2 separate regions of the Mus musculus genome follow, and region 2 is linked to region 1. The links are chromatin loops, found by intact Hi-C in ENCODE. Cell type or tissue: heart. All regions are shown on one strand.

Region 1 (2,500 bases):
TCACAAGGAACAACCAAAGATGGGGCAGGACCCACCCTCGGGCCCCTCACACACACTCGCCACAGTCCATCAGAGAGGTGGTTTTCTTCTAGAATCAGGACCCACAGGGCCCCTGTGGGTGAGGAAAACACTTGCCTCCATTTTCATGGATTCGATGTTGGTCTGCTTCTGTTCTTTGCCTGTGGAAAGGGAAGAACAAGAGGACTGTTGACGGAGTCACGGGGGTGGCTCAGAGGAGCCTGGGGGCCTCCATGGGATCAGGGTCCTCCTAGTGTTTGCTTGTTCATGTGCCGTCCACACAGACCATACCCGTGTGCCAGGCAAGGCCTGGAGCAAAGAGACCCTGGTCCAGGTTCCGGGCCCAAGAACACAGGAAGAAGACAGAACTCAGGGGCATGGCTTCTGGCCTTTGGACCCTGGTCTCAAGTACACAAAAGGGGCTCTGAAGTAGCCATCACCTGCTGCTTGACCCCAGCCCTCACTCAGAGCGAGGGGCAGGAGGGAGGAGGGGCAGAGCAGGGGCAGGAGGGTGGAGGGGCAGAGCAGGGGTTGGGCTGAAGGAACCAGGCTGTTACTCCTTTCTCATGGGGTAGGAAAAGGTGTTGGGGCACAGACAATGGGCCAGTGGGAATAGACCCCAGGAAACAGCTCCAATTACAAACAGTTCTAAATGGTATGGCCCTGCTACCAACATGGAAACTGCCCTCCATTCCTGGCTCTTTCTCAGGTTAAGATAAGGATTTTTGGGGGTGGGGGATGGGGACAGGGTTGTTCCATGTAGCCCTGGCTGTCTAGGAATTTGCTCTGTAGCCTAGGCTGGTCTCAAACTCACTGAGATCTGCCTCTCTCAGGTGCTGGGATTAAAGGTATGTGCCACCCAGCTAAGTCTGGATCCCCTCTTCACCATGACCCCCCCCCCCCAACCTCTGCTGTGTCCTCACTGATCCAAAGTGACATGTTCTAAGGACTGGTGTGAGCAATGAGTGCATGAACAGGGCTTGGCGCACAGTAGGTACGTTGTCAGCATGCTTCCCTTCCCTAAGGAACTCCCTGATGCACACGTTTCTCTGTTTCTTTGGCTTTTCTCAAAGTTCCGGGACTGGGCACTGATCCCAGTTCCTGGGAGGGACATCTGGGCTGGGAGCAGCGGTCTCCACAGCGCCATCTTTAGGAAGGACTCTTTGTGCCCGCATAGGCCGGACACGAGGGCAGTGACATCTTCCTGCCATTTCTGCACGCTTCTCTGGCTCCTCTCCCGGCAGCTCCGCGGCAGGCAGCTGGCTGTATGGCTTTTCCTATTAAGTAGGGAAAATTCGGCCGCCTTTCTTCACCTAGGTGCCTCAATTCTTTTCTTTGAGACTGAGAAAATACAGGGCTTGGGCCCAGAGCAGGAAGGTCGCTAAGGTTGGCTCATGTAGCTTGGTGTGCATGGGGTGGGGGGTTGGAGGTGGGTGGGTACGAAAACAAAGAGCCCCAAACAGAAAAAAAACAGCCCCTGGTACATCTCCTAGCTCAGAAGTGGAAACCACCCACAGCATTTATGGCTCTGAATCTTTAGCTTGGATCTTTCCCCTACTGTCAACAGACAGACCTGAGGTTTCTCTCTGCACCTGCCCAGAACGCTCTGTATCGCCACGTGTGCCGGGCTCCATCTAGAGGGGCTGAAGGGAGGAAGGGAGGGAGGGAGGGAGAAAGAAGGGGAGGGCAGAGCCCCTGCTGGTTACCCCGTGGGCTGTGAACCCCGTGGTAGGCAGGCGTGTCGCTGGGCCTCGTGGAGGTGGTGTGTGGGAGGAGCGTGGTGGCTGTAACCCTTGTGTGGGTGGGGGGTGTACGCCCTCCCAGTACAGGGTACGTGGTTGGCCTTTTAAGGCATATCTCATCCACCACGTCTCTTCCTCCCCGTTTCCTCCATGTCCTCTCACCCACAAGTCTGCTCCCCACTTTCCACGGGGTTCCCCCTCAGGCCTGCTCTGGGCCTCCCACCTCTAGGGCAAGCCCCTCCCTCGGACCTCGGTGCTCAGCCCATGACCTAGGCTGCCAGAAGGGGGTGCCTGCCCTGGATCGCGGCTCCTGCTGAGGCTGCAACAGCTGCTGCAGCAACCATGCAGCAGCCAGAGGAGGGTAGTGAGTGAGGAATCCAAGCTGGCCCAGGCTATTAGACTATGTACGGGACCTAGGAGTTTCCTGAATATCACTCCTTCCTACCCCAGTGTTTTTTAACTACGTTTACCAGGACTGATTTATTCATTATTTTTTATTTTTATTTTTTGTTTTTTTCGAGACAGGGTTTCTCTGTGTAGCCCTGGCTGTCCTGGAACTCAGTTTGTAGACCAGGCTGGCCTTGACTTCAGCAGTCCACCTGCCTCTGCCTCCTGAGTGCTGGGATTAAAGGTGTGGGCCACCACTGTTTGGCCTGATTTATTCATTAGACTACAAGAAAATTTTACCTGAAAAGAAGACATGGTTGAGTTTGCTAAATATTTCACAACAGGCAACAGAG
Region 2 (2,500 bases), 51 kb before region 1:
TGAAGGGTGGAAGGAAAAACCCACAAAGAGAGCCAACGTCTAGTTATTCAAGTTGGTAAGGCAATCCTAGAAATTCAGGAGGCAGAAGCAGGAAGATCAAGAGTTCAAGGCTAGCTTCAATATAGCAACCACAGCCAACTTAGGCTACACGATACCCTGCTTAAAGCATTTTTCAGAATGATCCCTTGTAATAAACAGTTAGAAAGCACACTGGATGAGAAGAATGCATTCATACTGCCAACACAAGAAGGGCTGTTTAGAAATGTGTTAATGAGAATCCTATAAGTCCTCTCTAGATGAAAGATGTGAACTTGAAAGATATAAAGGCTTGAATAAATACAAAGATACATGTTGGGGGATGTTTTCTGTGCACCATGTATTCCAGTGCTGATTTCTGTACCTGAGATCTGGTTGCAGTCCAGACTTGGGTGTTGCCATTATTGTGAAGAATTTCCTGACTCCGTTTTTTAAAACACGTTCTCCATCATCTTCTGATTGGTCAATATAGAGCTGGTCAGCCTATATCTAGCTGGGCAGGAGAAGAAAAGGCAGGATTTCTGAGCCCAGAGAGCCAGGGAGAGGGTTTCAGCTGGGCTCTGAGGAGTTCCCACTGGGACCCGGGGTCCACGGTGGCAGGTAATGGCCACGTGACTGGGAAGTAGGCCATTGCTGCATAGTCCGCTTAAAAGAGATCGGTAACCGCCCAGCTATCGTGCAAGGAACTTATTAACAAATATAAAGGTCTCCGTGGCTTTATTAGGGAACAAGGGAGGGCATAGGAAAAAACCCATACTTTTGTAAATACATTTTGTTTTGGCCAAAAGAAGCATTCTGTGACCAGGGCAGTAGGGAAGTGTGTAATCCCAGTATTCTGGAGGTAGGTGAAGAATTGGGAGTTCATGGCCACCCTTGGCTACAGAGAGAATTTGTAAACTACACATGATTCTATCTTAAATAATGGGCACGGTAGCTGGGCAGTGGAGGTGCACAGCTTTAATCCCAGCACTTGGGAGGCAGAGGCAGGCGGATTTCTGAGTTGGAGGCCAGCCTGGTCTACAGAGCGAGTTCCAGGACAGCCAGTGCTACACAGAGAAACCCTGCCTCAAAATAAATAAATAAACAAATAAATAAAAATTTAGGACACGATGTTTTACACAAAGAAACTCTGTCTTGGAAACCCAAATAAAATTTTTGTTTGTTTGGTTGGTTTTTGGGTTTTCAAGACAGGGTTTCTCTGTGTAACTCTGGCTGTCCTGGAACTCACTCTGTAGACCAGGCTGGCCTGGAACTCAGAGATCTCCCTGCCTCTGCATCCCGAGTGCTGGGATTAAAGGTGTGTGCCACCATGCCCGGCTAAATAAATAAATTTAATTAATTAAATAAAAGGTGGCATGTGTATTTTTCTCCCAGAATCTGGAAGATGGAGGCAGGCAGATCTCTTTGGGTGTGTTGGAGTCCAGCATGTTCTACGTAGTGAGATCCCAGTTAAAGAGGAGGAGTGGGGAGTGATATGTGTGAGGAAATGTTTCCCTGGGATAACCTATACATTTGCCAGAAATGTATTATCACAGACAAAACCTTCTGTCTTGTCTTCCCCTTCCCCATGCAGGACTCTTTCTCTGCAGAGCACATGATGATTCGATTATGTTGTATGAGTTTTATGTTGCTCTCCCATGAGGCTAAGAAAACAACACTGGAAGTCATCTGGAAGATAAGTGAAAAGTGGTGATAAACCTCTTACCAGGTGGTAGAAGTAAAGTGTGAACCTGTGGCAAATGAGGCGACTTGGCCCGAGCTCAAAAATAGGCAGGAAAATCAATAAGACACACCGGTTTGGAAACAGATCCACTATGTGTGGATGTTCACACTCTCAAAGTGGCCCTAAATCATTGGGGAAATGGTCTATTCAGTAAGCAGTGCTGGAGACAGGTGACCCTGCAGAGAGCAATTAAATATGGACGAAAACCTCTTTTCCTTTACGTTAGACTTAATAGTGGGCAGGTTCAAAATGGAACCCTCAAAATGGGAGCACAGAGTGTGTAGAGAAGAAGTGGGGTATGCATGTATTAATCTGAGTCTTTAAAATGTAAAGCTCCCCCATTGAAAACAACACAGCTAGGCAGTGGGAAATACTTACAGCGGGGTGAGAGACAGTATACTAATTTCCTTAACTACAAAGAAGGACCAGAAATCCATGAAGCAGTCAGGGGGAACCTAGAAGACAGAGTGAGAGAGATCGATGCAGGACAGAGGTGCAGAAAGCCCAGCTCAGCTCTCCGCTGTTAAAACACAAATTAGAATGAAAGGCAAGTGTCCAACAAAGACACGCGGAAGTGCTCTGGGGGTGAGATTAGCTGCGGAAATGGAAATTGCTGGAGCCTTTAAGGGTGGCGATTTGACCAAAGCCATCAACATTTCAGCTGCGTGTGCCTGCCTGGCCAGCAATTCCACTTCTAAGGATTGATTTCTCTGCAGCATTTTCTGTAAGAGTAAAAAACTG

The links. Hi-C counts contacts between places; a loop is a spot of excess contacts. Peaks named below come from ENCODE experiments on the same cell type or tissue, not always from the same donor. Only the 100,000 strongest peaks of a DNase experiment are listed, where the experiment ranks them.
Region 2: a loop joins it to region 1, with 2.1 times the contacts of the local background. A loop is called at or near these places in 2 of 42 quality-filtered maps.

The regions. Positions count from the first base shown.
Region 1 is chr12:3,870,514-3,873,013 of GRCm38, reverse strand. Dnmt3a (DNA methyltransferase 3A) reads right to left here. Exons shown (of 23, transcript NM_007872.4): 5 at 136-179. Among named protein-coding and RNA genes, the nearest start is that of Dnmt3aos, 9.5 kb to the right of the region's middle. In heart, CTCF peaks have their summits at 1,160 and 2,041 (motif pointing right); DNase peaks (open chromatin) are centred at 233, 1,133 and 1,923; H3K4me3 peaks cover 963 bases; H3K27ac peaks cover 2,439 bases.
Region 2 is chr12:3,921,496-3,923,995 of GRCm38, reverse strand. No RefSeq gene overlaps it. Among named protein-coding and RNA genes, the nearest start is that of Gm31623, 28 kb to the right of the region's middle. In heart, no CTCF peak of the experiment used is centred here; no DNase peak of the experiment used is centred here.